3 separate regions of the Homo sapiens genome follow, and all the other regions are linked to region 1. A link is a contact called in ENCODE Hi-C or POLR2A ChIA-PET data. All regions are on one chromosome and are shown on one strand. Each heading gives the region's core, a stretch centred on a gene start or an enhancer-like site at or near the end of the contact. The rest is flanking DNA. Distances are from core to core; before and after follow the strand shown.

Evidence for each region. A loop is a pair of places that touch in the nucleus more often than their neighbours do. ChIA-PET counts read pairs that join two places held with the same protein, here RNA polymerase II (POLR2A). Pooled maps may share reads with other maps.
Region 2: a pooled map shows a loop between it and region 1 (2.9-fold over the local background). The contact joins the enhancer-like site here to the promoter of LCK in region 1. A Hi-C loop is called at or near these places in 2 of 37 single-sample maps with no recorded cell type and 6 of 50 pooled maps.
Region 3: a pooled map shows a loop between it and region 1 (4-fold over the local background). The contact joins the promoter of RNF19B here to the promoter of LCK in region 1. A Hi-C loop is called at or near these places in 1 of 37 single-sample maps with no recorded cell type and 3 of 50 pooled maps. POLR2A ChIA-PET finds 5 or more read pairs at or near these places in 2 of 52 experiments (OCI-LY7 and WTC11).

The regions. Positions count from the first base shown.
Region 1 is chr1:32,249,278-32,253,171 of GRCh38, reverse strand. LCK (LCK proto-oncogene, Src family tyrosine kinase) reads right to left here and starts at 1,907. Exons shown (of 13, transcript NM_005356.5): 1 at 1,801-1,907. RefSeq lists enhancers at 2,555-2,644, 2,695-2,904, 3,095-3,304.
Region 2 is chr1:32,979,586-32,983,479 of GRCh38, reverse strand. It overlaps the pseudogene RPL18AP4. Among named protein-coding and RNA genes, the nearest start is that of RNF19B, 17 kb to the right of the region's middle. RefSeq lists enhancers at 1,716-2,915, 2,419-3,035. Within about 2 kb of position 2,144, at least 33 of the 41 ENCODE cell types and tissues checked have a DNase peak (open chromatin) inside an H3K27ac peak, as active enhancers do.
Region 3 is chr1:32,962,740-32,966,633 of GRCh38, reverse strand. RNF19B (ring finger protein 19B) reads left to right here and starts at 1,825. Exons shown (of 9, transcript NM_001300826.2): 1 at 1,825-2,583. The coding sequence starts at 1,949. RefSeq lists silencers at 1,541-2,110, 2,471-2,680 and an enhancer at 1,726-2,230.

The sequences.
Region 1 (3,894 bases), core at 658-3,157:
CTGGTCTCAAGCTCCTGGCCTCAAATGATCTGCCCGCCTCAGCCTCCCAAAGTGCTGGGATTACAGGTGTGAGCCACCGTGCCCAGCTTGATTATTGCCTCTTTACAGATAAGTAAACTGAAGCTCAGAGAGAGAGATGAAGCCACTTGCTCAAGGAAATGGTCCAGCGGAATTGTGACTGGGTCGGCCTGTCTCTGAAATGCACATTCTCTGCTCCACACCACACCTGTGGGCTCTCTGGCCTTTGGTCTTGCTCTGAGGTCTCTGCCCTCGTGGTACCCAAGGAACAGAATCCAGGGATAGTGACCTTGGCTTCATGTCCTACGCACTCTTGAAAATGGGTCTTTCTCCTTCTCAGAACTGTCTTGACTCTTGCAGGAAGCTTTCCAGATCTTAAGAGACACCTTCTCCCCTCCTCTGAACCAATGCTCAGCCTGTTCTTGGCCCTTGTCCACTTGGCCCTTCTCTCTTTGAGAAGAGCCTCTGTTCCTGGGGCCCAAGAGCAAGGGACCCTGTCTGATTCGTCTGTCAGCATAGGGCTGGGTGGAAGGAACTGCTCATGCCTGTCCAGGGTGAATGACCCTCCCTGAAGTGCGAGGAGAGCCACCATGTTCCCTAGCCCCCACAAGAGGCTACAGGACTTGGAGCTGTAGACAGGAGAAAGGCTGGGACCAGCTGACTAGGCGGAAAGTGTGTGTCAAGAAAAACTCCAACGAAGCAGGGGAAACCTGGAAATCTGGCTGAGTGAGGACTTCCCAAAAAAATTAAGGCTCAGAGTTAAAAAGTGAGGAGGTGAGCAGGTAGCAACTATGCCTCCCCAGTCTCTCTCCACCTCCCTGGGGTTTGAAGCAGGAATCAGCAAAACCAACTGGCCCTACACAGGCAGGGCTGAAGCGGGAGGGAGCCAGGGGCGAGGGGAGGACATCCTGCTGTGACGCTTGGCAGGGGCAGGAATGGTGACTTTCCAGATGGAAGTTCAGCGCTTCCTCACCCAGGACCAACTGCACCCCTGTCTGGGATAAAAATAGTACTTCCTCTTCCTTTCTCCCATCATTCTCTTTCACTTCCAACTTCCCATACTCAGATCAGATATGTCCATCCACCCTGGAGCTCCATCCCAGATGATGGACACCCCCACACATATCAGTTCACGCCCATCAGGAGATTCTTCCCTCGATCGCTGAGGCTAAAATCACTCCTCGCATGTCCATCTGGATGCCTTGGGTGATCTCTGTCTCTCTCTCTCTCTCTCTCTCTCTCTCTCTCTCTCTCTCTCTTTCTCAGGAGATTCTTGTCACTGGGGTCTGCCCCAGAAACCAGAAGGATTCCTGGGTCCTCTGAGTCCAGCCTGTCCATCACCCTGCTCCAGGCGGGGTGGCCACAGCCTCAGCCATCACTCTCAGCCCTGCCACTGCCTTGCTGAGAAACCGTGGGCAGTGAGTGCCTTGTTCTCTCTGGGCCTCAGGAGCCTCATCCTCATGGCCTGAGGGACTGGGCTTGGTGGTTTCTGGAAGCCTTTTTAACACCTGACTGTCCATGTGCCTGGTGTCCAGGAAACACGCTCCCAGTCAGGTGGGGCCACTGGTGGACAGCACGACAGAGGCAAGCGACACCAGCTTCGCAGGAAAGAGGCGACCCAGCTACACTGCCTGCCTCCCACCTGACCTTGAGCGAGGATCTTCTCTCCCCAGCCACAAAGGGCTGCTGCATCCCTAGGGAGCCTGGGCCCGCACAGCTGCAGCCGTCTGCTATCAGGCCTCTCACCCCGGCGCCTGCGCCCCCAATACCAGCGCTCCTTACCTGCCCAGCCCGGGAGCCCTCTGGCCCCATTCACATGGTCCTCCTGGCCTAACCTGGCTGCCTGGACAGTCTCAGCTCCCTTCGCCGTCGTAGCCACCACCTGTCTCCCCGCGCCCACGTCCCACCCTGACTTCCTGCCTCCTCCGGAGGGCTCCGCAGCCAACCGGGCCCCAGCAGCCCAACCACAACCCTCTAGCACGCCAAGCTTCCTGCCACCATAGACCCCTGCCTCTCAGCCCCTGGGGGTCCCCTACATCTCCAGACCAGGTCCATCTTCCCCTACTGTCCCAGGGTGACACTGGGAGGTTTAAAGTTGAGGGGAGGATGTCTGATAGACCCTCCCTTCTGCCCTCCAGGGTGCATCTGGGCAAGAGATTCAAGGGCAGCCTTTGGGCCCAGTGAGCAGGGGGCAAGCGGACACACACTCAGCTTATGGTGAGAGGCAAACAGCACCTCAGCACCACCGTTGCAGCTGAGAGACCCTTTTGTTTCTGTCTGGCAGCAAAGGTAGCATCGTTCAGAGTCAGAGGAGAGGACAATATCCCTGTTAAATAGCTGGTGAGCAGACCATGCATGTTACAGTCAGGTCAGGCCGAGAGAACAATTCCCATGTCATCTCAGGGCATGGAACAGTAGCTTTATTATAGTCAAGGGTAGGTGAATGGCAGGCTACCATCCCTCTTACAGACAGAATGCTGGAAAACAGCCTGTTTCAGGAGGCAGACAGGACAACCTCATGTCTTCAAGAGGGCATAGTAACGGCCCCTGCTGTAGTCAGAGGCCAGGACAACACCCATTAATCATGGTTGGAGAGTAGGGCAACAGTTCGAATTCAGGTAGAGGCAAGGCCACAGCCCCTGGCAGAGGTGGAGGGCTTGGCACTATCTCCTGCAACAGGTGGAAGACAGAGCAAACAGGGCCGCTCAGGCCCCCAGGTGCAGGCCACAGACTGTCAGGACTTTCTGTTATAAGCAGGAGGCAAGAAGATTGTCACGAGCAGCAGGCAGGCAAAGAATTTCCATTTCCCCTGGGGCCAGGCTGAGGGGGCACCCATCATTAGCTGAGGGCCAGGTCACCAGTGATATGAGGAACTCCAGGTGGCCTCATCAGGTCCAAGAACTCGGCCTTGACCCCACCAGGAGGAAAGTGCACATGCGTCACTGCCTGAGTGAGCTGGTAGGGGGAGGGGAACCCACAGAGCATTGTTGGGGCTTGTGAGGTGGAAGCGATGCTGTGTGCACCTCAGCTGCAGAGAGAAGTGGGGGCAGGAAATAGGTGGGGGGAAGAGGAAGCCTGAGTTGGAAAGTCAGACAAAGAGGGTAACACAGAAACAAAGGCTGAGAGAGACAAAGTGAAAAACCTTCACAGTGACACAGAGCCTAGAGTTGGAGCTCCAAGCCTGGTGCAGGGCCCAGACTCCCTTGCAATGTAAGCCTGAACACTTCACGGTCCATCTCCCTGTCTCAGCACAGAGTAGAAAGACTGCCGCGCTGGGAGTGAGTAATAGTTCATATTCACTGAGCGCTCACTGTGCACTATCTCCCGTAAGGCACATCTGCTGCCTGTGGAGTGAGAATCAGCATCTCCATTGTGGAGGTGAGGAAACAGACTCAGGGGTTAAGGGAGCTCCTCAGGGTCGAATAGAAATAAACGGTGGCTCAGGCCTGTAATCCTAGCACTTTGGAAACCCCAGGCAGGTGGATCACTTGAGGTCAGGAGTTTGAGACCAGCCTGGCCAACATGCTGAAACCCTGTCTCTATTAAAAATACAAAAATTAGCCGGGCATGGTGGCGGGTGCCTATAATCCCAGCTACTCGGGAGGCTGAGGCAGGAGAATCGCTTGAAATCGGAAGGTGGAGGTTGCAGTGAGCCAAGATCGCGCCACTACTCCAGCCTGGGCGAAAGAGTGAAATTCCATCTCAAAAAAAAGAAAAAAAAAAGAAAAGAAAAGAAAGGAAATTAGCTAGGCGAGGTGGTGGCCACCTGTAATCCCAGCTACTTGGGAGGCTGAGGCAGGAGAATCGCTTGAAATCAGAAGGTGGAGGTTGCAGTGAGCCAAGATCGCGCCACTACTCCAGCCTGGGCGAAAGAGT
Region 2 (3,894 bases), core at 895-3,394, 730 kb before region 1:
TGCAAGCAGTAAGATTCCACTAAAGATTGTCTAGCAGAAAAAGGCCAGAGGATCAGGCTGGGGGCTACACATCAAGAACAGTATCCCCAGAATGCCACTTCAGTGAAGACCCTAGGGCCACCCCCAGTTGCCAACACACAGCACAGATGTGGCAGCACGCATTAGGGATTTTCTGTAGCCTCACTCACCGTGGCACCCCTTGCCCTTCTCTCTGCCCTTTTGGGATCTGGTACAGGAGGAAGGAAGTGGATTCCTCACGCTCATGGCTAGACTGCATAGGGAAAACACATACATAAGCACTATACCCCTGGTGCTGTTTACACTGCTTACAACCCTCCCTTAGAGAATGATACTACTATTTTGCCAGTTGATAGATATGGAAACTGATGCACAGAGAGGTTTTTTTCTTAACTTGCCTGAGATCACACAACCAGTAAACAGTAGAACCAGAACTGGAACCCAGGCAGTTTAACTCTCTTGCTAATGTCCTGAACTAGAACTCTCAGGGTAACCAGAGTTACCCTGAGAAATTACTATTTCCCATCTACATGATGGGAAGATTCTATCATAACTGTGACTAGATGGATGGATGGATGGATGGATGGATGGATGGATGGATGGTTTATTCATTAATTCAACTTTAAGTGCTTTTTATGTCCCAGGCTCTGTGGTCAACACCAAGTAAAACTAATATGTTCTCTGACTTTAAGGAACTTAGGGCTAGTGGAGGAAAAGAACAAGAAATAAGCAAACACTCAAGTAAACTAAATACTTGGAAATTATGAGAAGAGCAAGGAAGGAAACACAGAACAAAGTATAAGAAAGAATCACTGGGGCAACATTATGGGTAGGGAGGACTCTCTCCCTGGCTCACTGTTCAACCATACTGGCCTCCTGGCTGCTCTTTGTTTTTGTTGTTGTTGTTGTTGTTGTTGTTTGTTTGTTGTTGTTGTTGTTTTTGAGACAAAGTCTTGCTCTATCACTAGGGTGGAGCGCAGTGGTGCGATCTCGGCTCACTGCAACCTCCGCCTCCCGGTTTCAAGCGATTTTCCTGCCTCAGCCTCCCGAGTAGCTGGGACTACAGGGGCGCGCTACCATGCCCAGCTAATTTTTGTATTTTTAGTAGAGATGGGTTTCACCATGTTGGCCAGGATGGTCTTGAACTCCTGACCTTGTGATCCGCCCACCTTGGCCTCCCAAAGTGCTGGGATTACAGGTGTGAGCCACTGCACCCGGCCCTGGCTACTCTTTGGAACCACCAAGCACACTTAGGGCGTTTGCTTTGGCTGTTCCTTCTGCTTAATAAGGGTTTCCCCAGTTACCTACATGGCTAACTCCCTCACCTCCTTAAAGTTTTGTATGCATAGCACCTTCTCAGCAAGACCTTCCTTGACACCACTGTTTAACAACTCATCCTGCCTCTTCCCTGCACTGATGCTGCATCAGCACTCCTTGTCTCCTCCCTGCTCTACTGTATCTTCCCCTTACCACTTTCTAACACAGTTTATTTATGTGTATTTATAATTTATTATATTTATTATGTTTACACTTTGCTTTACCTTGTAGAATGTAAACATCACAAGAGAGCAGGGATCTTTGTTCTGTTCACTGAAATATGGCACATAGTAAGTGCTCAAAAGTATTTACTGAATGAATGTAAATAATGTCCCTGATGTCACACAGCTGGAAAGTGGCATTTCTGTGATTTGTATCTAGTGTTATTTGGCTCCAAAGCTATAGAACCTTATTACTAGGGCTGTTACGGGGCTCAAATGGGTTCACGTGTCAGCCACTTAGCACAGTGCCTGGTAGGAAGGTTAATGTGCCATAAACATGAAATAATAGTTGTTATTATTAATTATTGACAGGGCCCCTCCCTCTTGGGCTCATTTTTCTAAATTTCATAATAGTACAGCAGGCTTTTTGGGGTAAGACGTCAAGCCTGACTTGACAGACACACTGACATGACTCTTAGGAAGGAAAAATGCAGCGGTGCCAGCCCCAGTAGCCTGGAACCCTGCCCCAGCAGGACCCAGTCCTCTATGTGGCCCAGCCTACTTCGTAACTGAGCTGAAACTGTTCACCCACAGGGACTGCAAACAACACAGACTTCCTGTATTTTGAGAAAGGGGAAGTCCAACCAGTGATTTACCTTGAGTCATTTGTTTCGAGACGGAAGCCTCAGCAGTTGGCAGAAAGTATAGGAAGGAGGAAGGCTGCCAGAGGCAAGAAAGGAGACCTGGATTCTAGAAGGAATGCCACTACTTCTCAGCTGACCACACTGAGCAAGTCCCCTCTCTGGCCTTAATTTTCTCACCTGGAAAATGGGACAATGATCTTTACCTCACTGGCTTCTCTAGGCAGTGCTAATATCGATGAGTGCCTGTGTGTGAAGAGCTGGAAATACAGGAATGCATCAGCATCTTGCAACTGGAAGGGCAAAGTTCAGAGGTTAAAAATTTACAAACTATGAAGTCACTTAGATCTGGATTCAAATCCTGCCTCCATCACTTTCTAGCTGTGTGTCCCTGGGCAAGTAATGTAACCTCTCTAAGTCTCAGGATCTTTGGTTTCCTCAGCTGTGAAATAATTTTTCTCCTAAACTGATTTTGAGGATTAAATGAGATATGCATATCAATGGCTATGAAGGAACAAGGAACTGGGCTCAGAGGAATCCTTCAGAAATGGTGATTCTTGTTTTTAATCCTGGATGAGCTCTCACTTCCTCTCTGTGTGATGCCAGTGCCCAGGACAAACCCCTGCTGAGAGTATTTCTTTTTTTTTATTTTTTGAGACAGAGTCTCACTCTGTCACCCAAGCTGGAGTGCAGTGGTGCGATCTCGGCTCACTGCAACCTCCGCCTCTTGGGTTCAAGCGATCCTCCTGCCTCAGCCTCTCGAGTAGCTGGGATTACAGGCACCTATCACCATGCCCAGCTAACTTTTTTTTTTCCCCACCAGGGTGTTCCTGAGTTTATTTGAGGCACAGCCGGGCGAGGGCCCTGTACCTAGAAGAAGGTGTTGGGTCTCCTGGTGAAGCGTGGCTTCTGCTGATGGCACAGCACCAAGTGGGGCAGCAGGAACTTGATCTTGGAGTCGTGGAATTGCTTGACAACTGGCCACCAGCACTTGCTGGCCGCAATCTCCTCCACCTTCATGATCTGGATGAAGTTGGCCCGGGCGCGGTACTGGGTGCCCATGTCTTGGTAGCACTGGGTGACAGCGCCCATGGTGGTTAGGTCCCGGTATTCCCTGTACATGTTGTGGGTGCTGCTCCGGGAGTCATAGCGCAGCCAGATGCCAAAGTTCTTCACCCACAGTGGGTACTTCTCAAACACCTGCCCACAGTTGACAGTCTCCCCTGAAGACTTCTTCATCTTCTTTAATTGAGATAGGAAGTACCAGAAGTGGAACTTGGCGACTACATGATTAGGCGCAAAGATTTGCATGTGGTAGAGGGGCAGTGTGTGGCATTTGGGGGTGGGCAGGCAGTGACACACCACCTTGTACTCTTGTTGTGTGCCCAAGGCCTTCATGGCTTTCTGTCCACCTTTGCCACCACCCACAAAAGGAAAAGGCTAATTTTTGTATTTTTAGTAGAGATGGGGTTTCACCATCTTGGCCACTCCCGACCTAAACTGATCCACCCACCTTGGCCTTCAAAAGTGCTGGGATTATAGGCGTGAGCCACTGCACCCGGCTCCCTTCTGAGTATTTAATAGAAATACCTCCATCTGTGGGACCACAGATAATTATTAAAATAGAGAATAATTTTATGTATTTATTTTTACTTATGACAAAACTTAATAAATTCATGGCAGAAAAAAACTTAAGCAAATAAGTAAAAATAAGAAAATAGAGATTACATATAACTTCATCACCTAGAGATAATCAC
Region 3 (3,894 bases), core at 576-3,075, 710 kb before region 1:
TGGCCCATCTTACCATTCCTTATTAATAACAGAGCACTCATTGTTAGCTGGGCACATTGTACCCAGTTAAGAGAATGTTTCCCAGGCTCCCTTGCAGCTGAGTATGGCCATGTGAGTGAGTATGTTTTGGCAAAAATGTGCGGGACTTTCGAGGCAGTCCTTTTTTCTTTCTTTCTTTTTCTTTTTCTTTTTTTTTTTTTTTTGAGACAGAGTCTCGCTCTGTCGCCCAGGATGGAGTGCAGCGGCGCGATCTCGGCTCACTGCAACCTCCGCCTCCTGGGTTCACGCCATTCTCCTGCCTCAGCCTCTCGAGTTGCTGGGATTACAGGCGCCCGCCACCACGCCCGGCTAATTTTTTATATTTTTAGTAGAGACGGGATTTCACTGTGTTAGCCAGGATGGTCTCCATCTCCTGACCTCGTGATCCGCCAGCCTGGGCCTCCCAAAGTGCTGGGATTACAGGCGTGAGCCTCCGCGCCCAGCCCCAAGGCAGTCTTCTTAAAAGGAAGAGGATGCATCTTTCTTCCCTTTTTCCTTCCCACTGTTTGGAATATGGACCATAGTGAGGTGACCTTAACACTGGAAGCCAAATACTGAGGATGGCTGAACAGCCCTGAACTGCCTACTTTTGGACTTATATTTCATGGAAAGAGAGAAATTTCTGGCTAGGTGCAGCGGCTCATGCCTGTAATCCCAGCACTTTGAGAGGCCAAGGCAGGAGGATCGCTTGAGCCCAGGAGCTCGAGACCAGCCTGAGCAACACAGGGAGATTTCATCTCCATGAAAAAAATAAAAATAATAGGCAGGCCTGGTGGCGCACCTGTGCTCCCAGCTACTCCAGAGGTTGGGGTGGGAGGATCGCTTAAGCTTGGGAGGTTGAGGCTTCAGTGAGCTGTGATCACGCCACTGCACTCCAACCTGGGTGACAGAGCAAAACCGTCTCAGGAAAAAAAATAAATAAATTTCAATCGTAAGCTATTTTTTTCTTTTGTTATTTGCAATTGAATGTAATCCTGATACATTCCTGTTGTTGAAGCTGTTTGCCTGCCTCCCACTAGGAAGCCTAAGGGTCCAGATCCTCCCCCAGTCAGAGGAATGGGGAACTAGAAAAAGAAAGGCAAAGGCACTGCCAGGCAAGAAAACGCTGGGTCTCCTTCCACAAGTTTGGTAAGTAAGCAAGATACCAGGAGGATAGAATGGTAAGTGAGCCTAGAAATAGACTATTATATACATAGGGTTTATTAAATACATAGAGAACACTGAATGCTAGACTAAGAAATTTGGACTTTATTCTGGAAGTCCCTTGCAATAGGGGACCTTGTCTGTTTTATTTTCTAATGCCTCGCACTTTGTAGAAGCTCAGTGAATGAATATATTCTTTATTAATTTATGCCGTCTGCTTAATAAACAGAAATGTTGGAAGGTGAACCAGTTGGGAGTCACCATCTGATCAACCCCTGCCTGCTTTTTATAAATAATGTAACTGAACCATCATTTACTGGAAGTGGCAATCAACCTGTGAGGAACGGCAAACCAAAAAGTCCACCTTGGGTGTCATGGTGATGGAATTGGAGGCGGAGACCAGGGAGAGCAGCGGGCTAGGATCTCTGAGAGTCTCCGCAACATGGCGGCCCTGGAACCACCTGACCGGCAGGAGGCGGAGCTCCGCCCCAGCTCGCTCGGCCCCACCCCGCTCGGCCCTGCCCAGCGCACTCCTAGACCGGGGCGCAAGGGTTGTGAGGTGTTTGAGCGAAGCGCCTGCGCAGGGCAGCGGCGCGCGGGGCGGAGGCTTTATAATCACTTCGTCGTTGCCGCTCGGCTTCTATCGCCGGGAGGGCGGTTGAGGCGGTGGTGGCGGCGTCGGCGGCGGCCGGGCGCTGGCTGAGGGGCGCTGAGGCGGGAGCTGTGGCGGCGCTGGGCGCCCCTGGCTCCTCGGCCTCTGCCGGCCATGGGCTCCGAGAAGGACTCCGAGTCGCCGCGCTCCACATCGCTACATGCGGCCGCACCCGACCCTAAGTGCCGCAGCGGCGGCCGGCGCCGGCGCCTCACCTTGCACAGCGTCTTCTCTGCCTCGGCCCGCGGCCGCCGCGCCCGGGCCAAGCCGCAGGCCGAGCCGCCGCCCCCGGCTGCGCAGCCGCCGCCCGCCCCGGCCCCTGCCGCGGCCCAGGGCCCGCCGCCCGAGGCGCTGCCCGCCGAGCCGGCCGCCGAGGCCGAGGCGGAGGCCGCGGCGGCGGCGGCGGAGCCTGGGTTCGACGATGAGGAGGCGGCGGAGGGCGGTGGCCCGGGCGCGGAGGAGGTGGAGTGTCCGCTGTGCCTGGTGCGGCTGCCGCCTGAGCGGGCCCCGCGCCTCCTCAGCTGTCCGCACCGCTCGTGCCGGGACTGCCTCCGCCACTACCTGCGCCTGGAGATAAGCGAGAGCAGGGTGCCCATCAGCTGCCCCGAGTGCAGCGAGCGACTCAACCCGCACGACATCCGCTTGCTGCTCGCCGACCCGCCGCTTATGCACAAGTACGAGGAGTTCATGCTGCGCCGCTACCTAGCCTCGGACCCCGACTGCCGCTGGTGCCCGGCCCCGGACTGCGGGTGAGCGCGGGGGCGTGGCGCGGGTGGCGGCGGGCTGCAGCCGAGGGGCGTGGCTGGGGGCAGCAGGGACCCCGCGTGGGTGTCCCAAGCAGGGAAACCCGCAAGGCGGCAGCTTCGGCGGGGTGGTAACCATCAGGCAAGCCCAGACTAGTGGTGTGAACGCACCCGACACCCCGCCCCCTGCCCCAGGGCTCGAGGTGGCTGCTAAGCATTCGGTGAGGGGAAGGGAGCTGTCCAAGTTAGGAGACAGGGAGAGGCGGTTTTTTTGTTGGGGGAATGCCCTCTGTCCGGAGGTGAGGACAGTATCTTTTTTTTTTTTTCTTTTTTTTTTTGGAGACGGAGTCTCGCCCTGCCGCCCAGGCTGGAGTGCAATGGCGCGATCTCGGCTCACTGCAACCTCCGCCTCTCAGGTTCAAGCGATTCTCCTGCCTCAGCCTCCCGAGTAGCTGGGATTACAGGCGCCCGCCACCACACCCGGCTAATTTCTTTGTATTTTTAGTAGAGATGGGGTTTCACCATGTTGGCTAGGCTGGTCTCGAACTCCTGACCTCAGGTGATCCTCCTGCCTCGGCCTCCCAAAGTGCTGGGATTACAGGCGTGAGCCACCGCTCCCGGCCAAGGTGGGGAGTATCTCTTAATGAGAGTGGGGAGGGGATATTTGGCCAAGGAGGGAATGAGAATATTCTGAGGGGGCAGCGCGTCGGAGGGGTGTGTCCACTTGGCTAGGGACAGACTTAGCATTGCAGAAGAAGGCGTGTTCTCCCTGACAACCACCGCTGAAAGTTGGGATGGAGGTGACTGGGGAATAGGCTCTCGGGTACCCTGAGCACTATGTGTTCTGTGCCACGCTATCGGGAGGCACTCTGTCGTTCTTACCTTGCTGCCTTGGGTAGGGTGAGGGGTAGACAGATATGTTCTTTGTCCAGAGTCTCAATGGGGGCACTGAGAAGAATGCCCAGAGGTTGGTGTGATAGGAGAAATTGTGTTTCTGAACCCCTTTGATCTTGAGTTCTTGATGACAGTCTTTTTAATGCACCATGTAGGCTGAATTTTAAAGGGCAGTAAATTAAAATATGCAATATCTGCAGAGACATAATACACCAGATTTTGCTATCTGAAGCATTCAGTGGAGACCTTCCTCGCCCTCCCCGCCTTTAGAAGTCTAATTGTTACTGTCAGTATATCCCATGAAGGGGTTGCACGCAGGAAGAGGGGCTCATTTAAGTAGTTGGGAGTCAGACAGCCATTACCTGTTCTGTGACCTTGGGCAGATAATTTTATTCTTGTGTGTCATGTTTTGGCGACAAAAAG